Regions from separate parts of the Mus musculus genome. Here region 1 is linked to region 2. The links are chromatin loops, found by intact Hi-C in ENCODE. Cell type or tissue: heart. All regions are shown on one strand.

Region 1 (8,000 bases), 61 kb after region 2:
AAAATGAAAGTTATGAGAACATGCATTCTCCTTTTTAAGTTCTTATTAGTTTCCTCTTTCTGTATGAATACTTAGAAAAATAACAAAGATATAAATTTACACAAGGTGAAATCATATAGCCAATGCTACAAACCCAACAGTTTTTTCTAGGGAATAGGATCATGACTTTTTCTTCTCTGTATTGTTTGAATGTTTAGACTAACCATGAACTTAGCCAAGTAATACAAAAGCAAAAGCAGAAAATTCAAGTTTGAAAAAGTATTATGCAAGCCAGGTGGTGGTGGTGCACACCTTTAATCCCAGAACTGGGGAGGCAGAGGAAGAGGCAGAGGTAAACAGATCTCTGAGTTTGGGGCCAGCCTGGTCTACAGAGTGAGTTCCAGGTCAGCCAGGGCTACACAGAGAAACCCTGTCTCAAGAGGGAAACAAAGTACTATGTGTCTACAGTGACTCTCAGACCTTTCAGAGGAACCAGACTCCACAGGCACAGCTCGGTCCTCCCCTGCAGCACCATACTCTCCAGAGAACTCAGACCTGCACACGCCCAGGTTAGGAAAACAAACTATGTCATCCCGACCTCAAGTGAAGAAGAGATTCTTAAAAAATCATTTCAGAGCTGGGCATGGTGGCGCATGCCTTTAATCCCAGCACTCGGGAGGCAGAGGCAGGCGGATTTCTGAGTTTGAGGCCAGCCTGGTCTACAAAGTGAGTTCCAGGACAGCCAGGGCTATACAGAGAAACCCTGTCTCGAAAAAAAAAAAAAAAAATTTCAGGGGGCTGGAGAGATGGCTCAGTGGTTAAGAGCACTGACTGCTCTTCCAGAGGTCCTGAGTTCAAATCCCAGCAACCACATAGTGACTCACAATCATCTGTAATAGGATCTGACAGCCTCTTCTGGTGTGTCTGCAGACAGCAACAGTGTACTCATATACATAAAATAAATTTTTAAAAATAGTAATTTTAGCAAGCATGCCTAGGAATGGGTTTCATATGGCATTTCATACGCATGTATCATTATACCTTACTCTAATTGGTTCCCTTCCCTTACATCATGCCCCGGGCCTCTGCTGGCTATTTACCTATACCCCTACACCCCCAAGTCTCCCTTCTGTTTCCACGTCACATGTCCATTATCCTCTTTATCAACCTTCCCTTTAAAATCTCGTCGTCCTCTCAAACTCCTTCTCTATCATGATCCATACCCCACACAGTCACACAAATCTAATTCTGAACCTAGAATGAGCTATTTAAAGAGAAAAGGAAAGCTACGTGAGTGCTTTCCCTACCATCTATCAAGCAAGTGACTTATGGCTGAAAAGGGAAAAGAGTTTGCAAGTGACGACGTTGGAGCTGGAGAGATAGACAGGCAGCAGGCAGGAGCACTTGCTGCAATTCCAGACGGAGGCCTGCGTTTTATTTCCAGCACCCACATGGTTCCACCCATTGTAAAATCATCTGTTACTCTGGTTCTAGAGGATCTGATGCCCTCTTCCGACCTCTATGGGCATCAGACATGCAAGTGATGCAGAGACAAACATGCCAGCAAAACACTGATACACAAAAATTAAAAATAATTTTTTAAAAAATGTATTTTTCAAGTGACCAAGTTGAGGACTGAGAACACAGGCTCAGAGGGGCGGAGCTTGCATCTCCTGCTCAGAGCCCTGGGTGTGATTCTTTGCAATGCAGAAAAAGCGACAGGCAGCAGGTTCTCGGGAGTACTCACGTGGTCGAAAAAATGAATCACGGCGAGCTTCTTGCTGCGTCTGGTGAAGACCCGCTGGACTTTAGCGATTTTGCTGAAGTGTTTCTCCAGGATGGCTCTGTCGTTGAGGTAGTCGGGGATGTTCTTGCACTGGATGGCTGTGAGCTCTAAAGAAGACACGCCCCCGAGGCTGTAGATCCACTCTTCCCTTCGCTTACTCTGGCGCACAGACTTTCCCCTGAGAGAATCTGGAATTTAGAGAGCAGACAAGTAAGTCTGTCAGGGACAACACTTCCAGGCAAAAGGAGCCACCACGGGATAAAAGCCAAGATCGTGGGACTTAAAATCAAGTGACCACAAGGGACCTCACAAGAGCTCGGCAGCACACTTTTGTGGCACACACATGTTTAGGACTCACCTTCTTTCTCATCTCTACTTTCTTCTTCCTCTTTAGTCACAGCTGGAAGGCGGGAAGGTACCATGGTGGACTGACTCCCTCCTGGGACGGCCGCGTGGTCACTTTCCCCAGGTTCCGCAAAGCCACTCTCCTTGGATTCCTTGCTGCCCAGGCGGCCTGCCTCTTTATTGCTTTTGAAGACCTCCTGTATTGTCCGGCCAAACAAAGTACCTCCCCGGGGTCTGTTGAGGCGGACTGGCCGTTTATCTGGGGGATGGTCGCCCCTGGACAGGGGATCAGGGTCTTCTGCTGCCTCGTGGCAATGTCTCCTCGGGGAGCGATCCTGGTCCTCTTTCCTCTTTAATCCCTTCATGAGGGTGGGAAGTGGCTCCACCTGGGAGATGGCTTCCTCACATCCTTGGCGGAGGCTTGGTTTGTTAGCTGGGAAGGGCTCCCCCAAAGATCCTGGTGACGCTGTGGGGAAAGTACTGAAGCTACTGTTTGAGCTTCCAAACGCTGACGTAGAAACCCTCTTCTCTTCTTCTACATTTTGGTTAGACAAAGGAGAGGCAAAGGCAGGAGTATTACTAGTAACTGGTTTCGAAAAGATAAAACTTGAGCTAGTCACCGAACTATTTGTCACCTGTGGGAAAGAAAAAGGGGTCAGGCCTCCAGACCCGCTACCAACGGGATGGGAAAATGTAAAAAATCCAGAAGAAATCTGGCTCTGGGTTTTTTCTGGCTCTGACTCAGGCCCCGGTATCGGTTTGAAGACTGCATTTTCCAGAGGTTTAAACTTGAATTCCGTCTTCCGAAAGCCAGAACCTGCTACTTCTCCGGTTTCTGGCCCAAAAGTAGCGCCACTTGGGAAAACCCCAACACTAGAGGTTGACTTAAAGCTGAATGCCGTATTGCCGGGCACAGAGGAACTCGAAGTAGCTGCGAAAGAAGGTGTGGATTCGAGACTAGAGAAGAGTCCCACACTTGAGGTTTGGGTGAGTCCAAATGCTGGCAAGGAGGAAGAATGGCTTCCTCCAGAGGGTGTTGCAAAGCTTGGTACTTGTGAAAACGCCAGGCTCTTGCTGGGTGTGCTGTTCTGTCCAAAAAGGGAAGGCTGGCCAAATCGAAATGGTGATTTAGTCTGATATGTTCCCGTGGTGCTGGAAGATACCGCAAAAGCACTGGGCTGCTGCCCTCCGAAGGGGTTCACCGGGTGCATCTTCAAGCCAATTATCTGAAGGCAATAAATATGGACTATACACAAGTAGCTCTCCTCTTTAAATTATCTGTTGCCAGGGGAAGCTCTCCTTCATCCTCAGGATGACCTGGAAAAAAAAAAAAAGGTTAGGACATCACAGCATATTTTGCTCCAACTCTTAAATCACAGAAATTCTAAGACAATTATTTAAAAGGCAAGGGCACAACGGGCCGCCGACCACTCACAGATCAACAGGTTTTGGACACAGGGTATTAGAAATGGATTATGGTGTAAGGGAGGTTTAAAGATTTTTTTTTCTTTTTCTTTTCATTAAAGACAAGGTCTCGTAAAACGGGCTTGGTGGCGCATGCCTTTAATCCCAGCACTCGGGAGGCAGAGGCAGGCAGATTTCTGAGTTCAAGGCCAGCCTGGTCTACAAAGTGAGTTCCAGGCCAGCCAGGGCTATACAGAGAAACCCTGTCTCGAAAAACCAAAAAAAAAAAAAAAAAAAAAAGACAAGGTCTCGCTTAGCCCAGGCTTGCCTCAAGCTTACTACAATCAAGCACAACCTTAAGTTCCTTTCTTCTGCCTCGGTCTCCCTTCTGCTGGGACCACAGGTGTGCTCCAGCAGGCTTAGGTGAAGCCTGATCCGTTATGATTAAAATAAAAATGCAAAGCATTTTATTCAATTGATACCTTCTCGGGGAAAAAACAAGCAAACAAACAAACAAACAAAACCTCAGTAATAAGACGGGAACACATCACTTATCAGATTCTTGCGATCTCCAAGGCAAAATAAATAAATAAATAAATAAAAACACAAAAACCGTAATTTAAAATGTTACTGCTTTGGGTTCCTACCATCTCATTTTTCTCCCGGTAACTCGAACTTGCGATGCCCTGGTCTAGAAATAATAGCTTTTTATCCCCGATGCTTAACACTCCGGAAGCCGGCCGCTAGGTTAACAGACGCCTTCGAGCGAAGACTAGTGAAGGCCTTCAGCAACTCGGCAAAGACACAAGGGACAGCGGAGGCCGCGGAGGGAGGAGCAAGTCCGCCAGATACGGCCACTGTCGCCAGCGCTTGTGCTCGCCCACAGTCTGCGTGCAGCCTCTACCGGGCCCACCGCACCGCAACAAACCGGCCACTGGAGCGGGCTCTTGGGTGTGCGCTACGGACATCAAATTTGTAGGACCAACTTCCGGTCCTCCGCATCCGGCTTCCGCTCTCTGGGGTGTGCTGCTGCTGATCTTCCGGCAGGCGGCCCGCCAGACCCCCGACCTTCTTCACGGTCGGATTCGGTAAGTGCACGGCGATCCCGCATTGTGCGGCGTGGAAGCCCCTCGTTCGTGCGTGGATCCTCCAGCCTGAGTGCCCGAGAGACGCTGGACCCACAGCGACCCCATTTGCTCACCCACACTCATCCTCACCTGGTCCTGCACCATTGCAACCGCCCCAAACCACTTGCCTTATTCTGCACGTTGTGCCCAGTCTACCCTGTTTATTAGTTTCCTAGGGTAAATAAAGGTGATTTCCCTTAGCATTGCCACCAGATAAATCCCATCAAATAAAGTTTTATTGTGAGCGCGTGTGTGTTTTTACATAACTTATCACTCTCTAGTAGTTACGGGTCTTTTCTCGAACTTTAACCACAGGTTCCTTCCAACCATTTTTTTTTTTTTTTAAAGGGCTGGGTGTTCTTCCCGAAATGAGTTTGGTGATTAAAAATCTGCAGCGGGTGGTCCCCATCAGAAGAGTGCCACTTCGCAGGAAGATGGATTTAGTCAGGAGTATCTTAGGAGTGAAGAAATTTGACCTGGGGATCATCTGTGTTGACAACAAGACTATTCAGAACATTAATAGGATCTACAGGAATAAAAATGTCCCAACTGACGTGCTTTCTTTCTCATTTCATGAGGTAAATATGTATACCTCATATTTAAAATAAATATATATGTATGTATATATGTTCTTCTCGTACAGCTTACCTTCCTTCCAGAATAGTTCCTGTTAATTACATTACAGATCTGGTTATCTTTGATTTTGAAGTTTTCTGGAAATGCACTGAAGTCTAGCCTGGTGTGACTGTGCATGCCTTTAATCCCATCTATCCAAGAGGCAGAGGCAGTCGAATCTTTGTGAGTTCAAAGCCACCTTTGGTCTGCCTGGTTAGTTTAAGGCCAGACAAAAGCCACATAAGAAGCCCCTTTCTCAGCCGGGTGGCAGTGGTGGCACACACCTTTAGTCCTAATGCTTGGGAGGCAGAGAAAAGCAGATCTCTGAATTCAAGTCCACCCTGGTGTTACAGAGTGATTAACAGGACAGCCAGGGCTACAAAGAGAAACTCGGTCCAAAAAAAAATCCTCTCTATCTCAAAAACAAGCAAATAAAAAACAGAAATGAAGCAATATGACATAGACCCATTAAGTATGTCTAGCCCTAAACATCACAATTCCTCTATGCAGGGACCACTCTCACTAACTCAGTGCCCTCAGGAAATTCAAATAAGAGTGTCTGCAGTTTTAAGTGTACCTCAGTAGTAAATGCTTGGACAGAAAAGTAAAAACTGGTAAGCATTATCAACAGATTCCCTTGCGATAGATAGCTACAAGGAACCACATTGTCTAAATAGCTTCCCCCATTGTTAGCAGAAGAAATGGGAATACTCCTTTTGGGGAATGAATTGGTAGTAAATGGTGCTTCAAAGGATAGAAAAGAGAAGGAAAGAGCCAAGGATGCAGGCTTAACCCTGGAAAGTTAAGCCTTGTGATTGTGGCATAAAATAAGGTCAGGCACCCGTGCAGAGTGGGCATGGTGGTCAGGCAGAGACAGGACAGGACTCGAGGTGTGCGTTGGGAGAGGCTGGATGCAGTAGAATCAGTGTCGCCTGCTTCTAACTGCAGACAGGATTGGGCTATAGCCCGCACAAGATGGGTAGAACAGAGCCCAGCAGAGGGGACTGAAGGTCTACAGCATGTCTGAAGAGGCCACAGCTAATGAAGGATTTGTTTCTGTATATATATATATAGTGGATTATAGCATACACACGTTTCTTCCCCTGTCAAAGCAAAGTTCTTTCTGCTTTTCTCTTTTTTTTTTTCCACCCTTTGGTTTTTCGAGACAGGGTTTCTCTGTGTAGCTCTGGCTGTCCTGGAATTCACTTTGTAGACCAGGCTGGCCTCGAACTCAGAAATCCACCTGCCTCTGCCTCCCAAGTGCTGGGATTAAAGGCGTGCGCCACCACGCCCGGCTTATATGTAAGTACACTGTAGCTGTCTTCAGACACTCCAGAAGAGGGAGTCAGATCTCGTTACCGATGGTTGTGAGCCACCATGTGGTTGCTGGGATTTGAACTCCGGACCTTCAGAAGAGCAGTCAGTGTTCTTACCCACTGAGCCACTCTCCAGCCTGTTTCCCTTAACAGGAAAAAATGGCAGGCACACAAGTGGGGAAAGAGTGTGATTGTGTCCATATGCCAATTCAATGATATTGAATGTGACTTTGAGAGGGGTTGGGGGGGTGAGTAGATAATTTGATAAAAACAGCACGTGAGGGTCACTGTGTGATAACTGCATTCCACCCCCTCAGACTCTTTGATGGTCCTTAGCCTTCATTATGCAGCTTGAGCATCCTGTGGTTAAGAGTCCCGTGCCCTCTGCTAAACAAGTGAGCCAGGTCCTTGTAACCTGGTGATGTTTCTCCTTTTCAGAATCTGAAAGCTGGCGAATTTCCTCAGCCACACTCACCGGATGATTATAATCTGGGAGACATTTTCCTAGGGGTGGAGTACATTCTTCAGCATTGCAGAGAAAGTGAGGATTACTGTGATGTCCTGACGGTAAGTCGGGTGCGGAGCCACATACGCTCGCAAAGGAACTTCAAATGAACCTTAGAGAAGGTGGAAGAGGAGACTCCTGGTAACACACGAGCATCCACACATACCACTTGTATTGATGGGACTGGAAGCTCCAGACTTGAGGGAAGGAGAACACACTGGGGGGGGGGGGGGAAGCCTGGTGTCCCCAGGGACTTCTTCAGCTTTTATCTCTAGAAATGGGACCATGCTTCCCTAATTGAAATTTGCTGGATTGGCTTCTTATTACACTACCCAGAACAGAACAGGAGCCTCCACACTTCAGAGTTTGAAGGCAGGAGGGGAAACTAACAAGAGACGCGATGTACCAGTGTTCAGTAGAAGAGCTCCACTTTGGCAGAACACCCACAGCCTTGCTGTCTGTGGGCCTCCTAGAGTTGAAGAGTGACCCAAAGCAGGCCCTGGTGGTGACCCAGAGTTAAGGCCTTGGCCTTGACTGTCTCCTTGATCTCGGATAGTGCAGCCTGTGCTATACAGAGTTGGGGAAGTTATAATTCTCTGCTGTGAAGGAAGTGGCCCAGAGCCAGCAGCGGCACTGCCAGTTGACATAAAATAACACCTCTGCTTTAAAGGAAATAAGAAACTAGTTTATTCTGAGCCAAATGAGGGTGGCTACTGAAGCCAAAGAACAGATTTGGGTTACTGTACAACATGGAAGGGGTTGTGTGAACTCTCATAGTCCCGGAATAGACAAAAGGCACATGTCACCAGTGACTTCAGTGCAGACGTTAGACAGACAGTATACAGGGAGGTGGTGGCAATTCTGTAGGTTTCCCACACAACCACTGAGTGTCCCTGGCTTTAGGGATGGCCGAGGCTAGAAGT
Region 2 (8,000 bases):
TCAGAGACTAGTGTGTTCAAATACATTCCTTCTAGCAATCACTAACCTGGACCTGTGGTTCCCTGGCCAGAACTCCCTCAGCCATCCTTTGACAACAAGTCCACAAGGGATATCATGGTTCTCCAACTGCACATGCATGGATACCAGCGCCTCATCCTCAACCTCTTAAAACCGAATTTAATCAAAGGAGAAGAAAATTTTCCAGACCGAAGAAGCAGCACAGTCAAAGGCCCAAAGGACGGCCAGAGCTGTATTGCTTAGAAGACTCAAGACCGAGTGACTATTGGCCATCAAATGGATGGTGTATTAGATCTCCATAACACAAAGACCAGGCTGGGCTTAGTATCTGCAAGAGAGTTTCTAGGTAAACTGAGGTGGGGAAAAAGTCATTCCAAGTTTGTGGGTGCTACAATTGCATGGGCTAGGGCCTCAGACTAAATAAAAAGAAGGAAAGAATCCGAGTACCAGCCTTGGTCTCATTTTGCTTCCTAACTGTTGGCACACTATGACCAACTGCCTCATGCTCCTGAGGCAAACACCCTGGCACTGGCTGGGCCTTCCACCTTACAGTACCCTTTCCATCTGTACTGGGATTTAAGAGCATCCACCACCCATCCATCCCCTTCGTCTCGAAAATGCTTTGCTTCCATTAGAGTACTTGCTGGTCTAGCCTGGGCTAGCTGTGTTCCACCACTGTTCCCTAAATCCTGGCAGCAGGATGACTGGGATACCCTCCCCTAGAGCTTTTCCAGTAAGCTCCTGGGTTTTAACCTGCTTGACCAGGATAGGTCAATCACAACACACACACACACACACACACACATACACACACACACACACACACACACACACACACACACACACACACACACCGTGTGTATGCCCCAACAATCTAGAACAGCCTTTCCCTTGAATTGAGGTAGCACACTCCTCCTACCTGGCAAGAGGAAGAGCGGACCACCATAATCACCAGCCCAGTGTCCATCCTCAGCCTGCAGCTTGGCATAAAAGGTTACTCCATTCAGGGCCCCCTCATGGGCTGTTTGCGCTTTTGGTAAGTCCGTGAAATAACTTCTCTGTGAAGAGAGGGAAGAGAGGAGAGTTGAGGGTGCCCGCCGCTCCAAGGAACCCTCGTCATTCACAAGCCAAGTCAAAGTGGTGACTCTAAATTAAAATTTTCAACTGTTTTAATCTGAAACAAGACAGGGTAGGACAATTTCACCCCATATATAATAAAGAAGCAATTCCATGTTGTCACAATTTCCCTTCCAGCCATTAATCTATAAATCTCTTCAAAACTTCATGTCTTAACTAAGCCCAGCACAGACCACAGGGAAGGCAGGGTACTGATGCCCAACTGATACTGGGACTCTTTCACAAAGGACCCACACAATAGCATAGGCGTTGCTCAGAGAGAGATCTTCCCAGCGGATGGCCAAGACTCACAGGAAGCCTGTGAGCTAACTAACTGCTCCATGATTAGCTGTCCATCATCCATGCACCAACACACACAACCAGAAAATCAGGTCCTAAGTATTTCATCTTGTGGATCCAAACAAAAATCACACCCATCTTTGTAATTCTCCTGCAAATCAAAAGTTAAATATCAAAGTGGAATGCTCAAAATGAAACCAAATTAGGGCAACTTCTTCCACAGGTCTCTGAGGTGGAGGGACTTAAATAACGAGGGTTGCTTCTACTCCTGTCTCCGGAAGGAGGTACCACACTTTTTGTTGTTTAGATTGAATTGAGGCAAACACTCACAAACACTGACCCACATCAGCAGCCCTCTTCTTTATTTATTTGTTATCATTTTTGAGATAGGGTCACACTACGTAGACCTGGCTGGCCTAGAACTTGCTCTGTAGACCAGGCTGGCCTCAAACTCACAAAGATCTGCCTGCCTCTGCCTCCTGGGTGCCGGGATTAAAGACCAGCACTACCATGCCCAGCCTCTTTATTTTCTGAGACAAGCTCTACTCAGCTGCCCAGGCAGATCTTAAACTTTATCCTTGTCACAGCCTACTCAGCGGCTAGGATTACAGGTATGCCTGCCGGGCCCAGGTTCATATCTGTTTTAAAAAACAAAAAATTATAAGCCTTATTATTAAAATAAAAAGAAACCTGCAAATTAATAAAAACATCGCACACCAAAATTAACCAAACACAAAGTCTACTCAACTTAATGACCTTGGCATTTGAAAAGGGAGACTGTGAAACTTTCCATAAAATGATGCACTTTCAGTACCCACTATATTTTATGCATTAATCTATTGCCCAAACCACAAAGCCCATGACAGAGTTAGAACTAGAAAAGCAACTAGCTTTACATCTTCTTACATAACTTGTGAACTTTCCTGATCCTCTTATAGTCAGCTTTTCCTCATATCACACTATACCCACATATACATTGGTTTACACATATGCATATATTACTGGCTGGTTGCCTGTTTTTTAAATAAGGCTCTCCACTGTTTCAGAGCTCTGGCTCAGGAAGGCACGGTGTAGGCTGATCAGTGATGGCTTCCAGTCTTGGGATGGAATGGTGCTTTCAGAATCACATCACTTACTGTGTCCAGTCCCAAAGAGTGGGCCTCTAGCCCGGTCTGCTCTCGACCAGGGTCGTCCTCCGCTTGATAATAAGTCCATCTCTGCCGACCCAACTCATTCTGGAGCCGCCAGCGGGTGAGATCGGTGGCGGGCTCAGTTTTATAGGGTCCCCCACGACGCCGCAGACACCTGAGGGGACCAGCGAGAGGAAGCAGCCTTCCTTAGACTCCGCCCAGGTGGGATGCCTGCAATCCAGGCATGCAGAGCCACCAGCCATGCCACCCTGCTGTCCAGACACCTTCCCTGCCACCGCCCTGCCGCGTCCCTCGCAACACCCGCGGGAAGCCCAGGGTCCGCGACTCACGTGCCCTCAGTCATGACAGCACTACTCTCTGCCACCGCTTGCCAGCCCTTTACCTGACAGCCTAGTGCACTGCGCAGGCGCGAGCCTCGGCCGACCGGAACTACTGGGTGGGCCGATGCGAGCTCGGCCAATCAGAGCATCACCAGGTGGGCACGAGAGACGCACCGCGACCACAGTGGCTGGGCGCAGGGCCGCCCGACGCCGCGAGGGCACCAGGGGGCGTGGCTGCGGGGCGGGAAGCGCTTTGGAGGCGGGGCCTATGAAAGAGGCCGGCCTGTGGGCGAGGACGGCCTGTGGGAGGGGCAGGCCCGTTGGAGGGGCGGGGCGGGATGGGGGGCGGGGCCGGCCCCTCTAGATCCTTATTGATGACAGCCTTGGACTTCTGGTCTGGGTGTTCTGAGCCGGGATACCTACAGGGTTGGTGAAAAATGGCCCCTCCGACATGCAGGAAAGAGGCCGCGGAAACCACGAGTGCTTCAGAAGTACGGAAGAGGCATGAGTGACCTGAGGTGAAACTAGCGTTGATCCGAGGCACCACATGGACCATCATGGGGCAGGGGCCTTGACCCGAGTGAAGGGAGGAGGAAACTATGATGACACGTAGTTGGGAAGAGGGTCAGAGTAGTGTTCTCAGAAAGCGGGCACAGGCTCCTCACAGGGAGCAGCTGCAGAGTGTGCAGAGGGCTGTGTCCTGACTCCCATTAGCAGGTAGAGTTCCACTTCCCTAGCCACAGCACTACTCTCAGGATACCTGGAGCTTGGAGTCCTACAAGTTAAAGGGGGAAAAGCCTTGATTATGTTTGACAGTAGAGAGGGAAGCAGGAAAGCCTGTGGTATGCCGGCAGAATCTAGTAGAGACGTGCAATGAAGAACATTTGAACAGATAGTATTTGAGAAGCATTGCTGGCATGCAGGAATGACGACCAGAGATCAGAAAAATATAATTCCAAGAACTCCCAGCGGTACAGTGTGTCCTACAGAGTGCCGACTTACTTACAACTACCCAAACCCGATAGCCTCCCTGCACCTAGCCCTCAAAACGCTGCCAAGGAAGGGGCCATGAACCACAAATCAGAGAAGGAAGAAGTAAGAGGCAAAGAACACTCACACACCTTCCCTAGATGGAAAATCGGAATTTTAGATGGCTAGTCAAGAACACTAACCTCTTCTTTGCCCAGTTTAGAAACTTGTAAAGATATAAGACAAGGCATTTTAACTGAGCCTTGCCTCAGACTATTGATTTGGGGACTGGAGGCCAATACTTAAGTCCAGTGCGTAAGAGCACTTGCTGCTCATTCAGAGGACCTGGAATTGGTTTATAGCACCCACATGGTGACTCACAGCCATCTATAACTTCAGTTTTAAGGAATCTAATGCCATTTTCTGACCTCCTCAGTCACCAGGCATGTGTGAGATGTAAGTACATACATGCTGGTTAAAACACCCGTACACATTAAGTTTTTAAAATTCACAATAGAAAAGTCAGTTTGAGCTGGGCGTGGTGGCACACGCCTTTAATCCCAGCACTCCAGAGGCAGAGGCAGGCAGATTTCTGAGTTCAAGGCCAGCCTGGTCTACAAAAGTGAGTTCCAGGACAGCCAGGGCTATACAGAGAAACCCTGTCTCGAAAAACAAAAACAAAAACAAAAAAGCCAAAAAAAAAAAAAAAAAAGTCAGTTTGAACAGGGCTGGCTAACTGCTTCATAATGACTGCTTTTCCCTTACACATGTCTCAGCTTCTAAGCCAAGCGAACAACTGAAGCCTTTGGGAGCTGACCCACCAAGAACCATGTAAGCACAGTATGCCAATAAGAAGACCCAAAAAACGATGCCCAGGGAAGCCTAGCACACTGGATGCTGTTCTCCCAAATTCACTAAACAAGCCACTCTCTTTCCCTGGAGAAAAAAGCTAGAGTGTTTTCCAGGGAAGTCCTTTTTGTGTCAGAACATGAAAAATTGGAAAAAAAGAATTCTGGTCCGTACGGAACCCCAGACTTGAATGGCAAAGCTAGACAGATGGCAGAGATATCAGCTGCAAAAGAAGTTAGGTTGATATTTTCCTGGACTAGACATCCTATGAATAAAGTAATATGCTTTCTAATATCTAAGGAAGAAAAGTGTGAAATCCTCCTGCCAATTCACATAGATGGATTTCTAGAGACAGTTGTAAGAAATGTTTGTCACTGCTTGGCTTGTACCATATTGAGCTTATTCTATAAACTAAATACAGAAGACTCTAGGGTTTGGGACCTGGACAACTGGGTGTAGAGTGAGCTTCCATTGACAAGGAAGGCAATGTTCTTAGCTATATGAAGATTGGGAAAGCCTTGGCTGACAAAGACCCTGGAGCCTAAGGGTTTCAAGACAGGCCAAGGGGAAAAGCCTTATCTGTATGTAGAAGTTAGGAAAGGTCAGAGGAGCTTGGAAATTTCACGGAGAATTCATTTTGACAAATATTAGGCATCCGAGTTTAAGTAGTTTTAAGTAGACTGGTATTCAGAAAAGAGAACAAGGCTAGATAAAGAAATCTGAGAGTCATCGGGTGGCATTTGAAATCATGAGATTCGATAAGATCAACTAGAAACTGAACAGAGAAGCTCGACTTTCCTGGTCCATCGAGGAGGAAAACTAAGGGACTAGGGTCAAAGAAAGCAAGTGAAGCCCTGAAGGGAGTACAAGATGGAGTTGATGGCAATCGCTGATTAGATGTGGGGGAAGTGATTAGTTACTGACTCTGGGGAGACTATAAAATGGGGTTGATGGTACTTGCTGATTGGACGTGGGGAAATGATTAGTTACTGACCTAGGAGCTGCCTTAGGAGTCAGAGATGACAGGAAAAGAAAGATATTTCTATTTAAAAACACCAGGCTGGACATAGATGTTGATTTCTGTTTCCTGCCCATGTCCCAGTCCAAAGACAAAGACATTAAAAACCCAGGACAGAAGTGAAAAGGAACGGGGGAGAGGGGAGGATCCAGAAGGGAGGGAATGAGGGGTGGACTCAATCAAAACACACTATATGCATGTTTGAAGCTCTGGATTTTAGAAAATATTTTAAAGAAAATTATAAAGACTAGAAGTAGATGGAGGAATGACTGATTCGGCAAAGCAGAGAAAATGAAAACCTCTATGTGTAGATAAAGCCAGCAAGAAATGACAGTTCTCGCCAGGGAACGAACCCTTGAATTAACAGAGTCTGGAGGGAGCAGTGAAAACCTTGAAGGAACATTATCATAGGGTTTTTTTAAATTTATTTATTTATTTTATGTATGAGTACACTGTAACTGTCTTCAGACACACCAGAAGAGGGCATCAGATCACATTGCAGATGGTTGTGAGCCACCATGTGGTTGCTGGGAATTAAACTCAGGACCTCTGGAAGAGCAGTCAGTGCTCTTAACCGCTAAGCCATCTCTCCAGCCCCCCATTATCATAGTTTTAGTGTTCTGACTGGGTGGAAGCCTTGAGCAGCTGAGTAAAAGGCAGATGAGGCATAGCTGGATATCATCAAAACCAGAGAAATTGAAAATTTGCACTCGTAGGGGAATCCAGTCCTCCCTCTCACATTCCAACAGCTAGCCTGAGACAGGAGTCAAGATTTCTCTAAGGCAACTGGTCTGTAGTGCATTGGGCATGGTGGCACGTGGGTATAATTTCAACACTTCAGAGGCAGGAGAATTGTGATTCTGGCCAGCCCGAGTTACATAGCATGATCACCAGAGGGAAAGACAGAGGTGGGAGGGAGGAGAGAGAGGGAGGGCAGGGAGTGCTTTGATGAGATAGCTCAGTTCTGTGCCTGGCTCACAAGCTCAAGGGCTAGAGTTTGGATCCCTGTCATCCACATGTAAACCAAACCGAGTAGCACATCTCTACAGACCCAGTGCTGGAGGAGCAGAAGCAGAACAAGTCGTTAGCCAGCCAGCCTAAAGGAGATGGTGAGCTCAGGGTCAGTGAGAAACCCGGTCTCCAAAAACAAACAAGCAAACAAGGAAGACTTCCTGGTCCACATCTGACCCTCATACATGTAAGGATGCACGCGTACACATATGCACATACTCACATGAACACATGCACACACAAAAAGAAGAAAAGACCTCCAGGCATTGGGGACTAGTAGAAAAACTAGAGAAATCCTCAGTGGGTAGACTTTGCTCCCTGATTCAGAGCTCCATTGTCAGCATGCATGAGCAAGCAGTAGAGGGAAACCCAGCAAGAACCCCTCCCTCTGCCCACCCATGGACATGAAGCCCAACAGAACCATCAGACGTCTGTGTCTCGGCATTACCTCACTAAACTACAAGACAAGTGCCAAGAAAAAGCTGCCCAGGGGACTCCTCATTTTAAAGCTATTATGTTTAGAATAAGTTTGTTTAATAGTAATATAAGTTAGGGAAAAAACCTAATCGAGGGCAGAGAGTTGAGACATTTGAGAATACCATGGACAGAAGTGATGTAATACAGTATTTTAAATTTTAACTTCACAAATGTATATGATGTGTTTTGATCATACTCATCCTCACTTTGTGCCCCAATTTCTAGAAGTCCACACACCACCCCCAGAAACAATCTTAAAAATTTGAAGAAAGGGCCTGCAAGACGGCTTAGTGGGTATGGGTAAAGGCACTTGTTGTACAAGCCTGGGTAGAAGAATTGACTACACAAAGTTGTCCTCTGATCTCCATATACACTCAGTGGCATGCATGCCCCACACATCACACACACATCACACATCACACACACACAGGAATAAAAAAAAAATAACTTTAAATATTTTTATTAGATATTTTCTTTATTTACATTTCAAATTTTATCACTTTTCCTGGTTTCCCCTCCAAAAACCCCCTATCCCCTCCCCTCCCCCCCCGCTCACCAACCCACCCACCCAACTTTAAATATTTTTAAACCTCTTTTTTTGTTGTTGTTGTTTTTGTTTTTGTTTTTCGAGACAGGGTTTCTCTGTATAGCCCTGGCTCTCCTGGAACTCACTTTGTAGACCAGGATGACCTCGAATTCAGAAATCCACCTGCTTCTGCCTCCCGAGTGCTGGGATTAAAGGCATGTAAATCTCTTTTCAAGAAACAAGAC

What was found. Peaks named below come from ENCODE experiments on the same cell type or tissue, not always from the same donor. Only the 100,000 strongest peaks of a DNase experiment are listed, where the experiment ranks them.
Region 1: it touches region 2 in a loop (2.0-fold over the local background); 2 of 42 quality-filtered maps call a loop at or near these places.

Annotation. Positions count from the first base shown.
Region 1 is chr10:76,465,376-76,473,375 of GRCm38, reverse strand. Ybey (ybeY metallopeptidase) reads left to right here and starts at 4,262. Exons shown (of 5, transcript NM_172550.4): 1 at 4,262-4,602; 2 at 4,990-5,219; 3 at 7,011-7,139. The coding sequence starts at 5,010. It overlaps Mcm3ap (minichromosome maintenance complex component 3 associated protein), which reads right to left and starts at 4,474. Exons shown (of 29, transcript NM_019434.3): 1 at 4,162-4,474; 2 at 2,124-3,427; 3 at 1,727-1,953. The coding sequence starts at 3,321. In heart, a CTCF peak has its summit at 4,529; a DNase peak (open chromatin) is centred at 4,515; H3K4me3 peaks cover 1,834 bases; H3K27ac peaks cover 1,306 bases.
Region 2 is chr10:76,526,589-76,534,588 of GRCm38, reverse strand. Lss (lanosterol synthase) reads right to left here and starts at 2,984. Exons shown (of 22, transcript NM_146006.2): 1 at 2,915-2,984; 2 at 2,571-2,739; 3 at 938-1,076. The coding sequence starts at 2,928. In heart, a CTCF peak has its summit at 3,123 (motif pointing right); a DNase peak (open chromatin) is centred at 3,058; H3K4me3 peaks cover 1,832 bases; H3K27ac peaks cover 1,439 bases.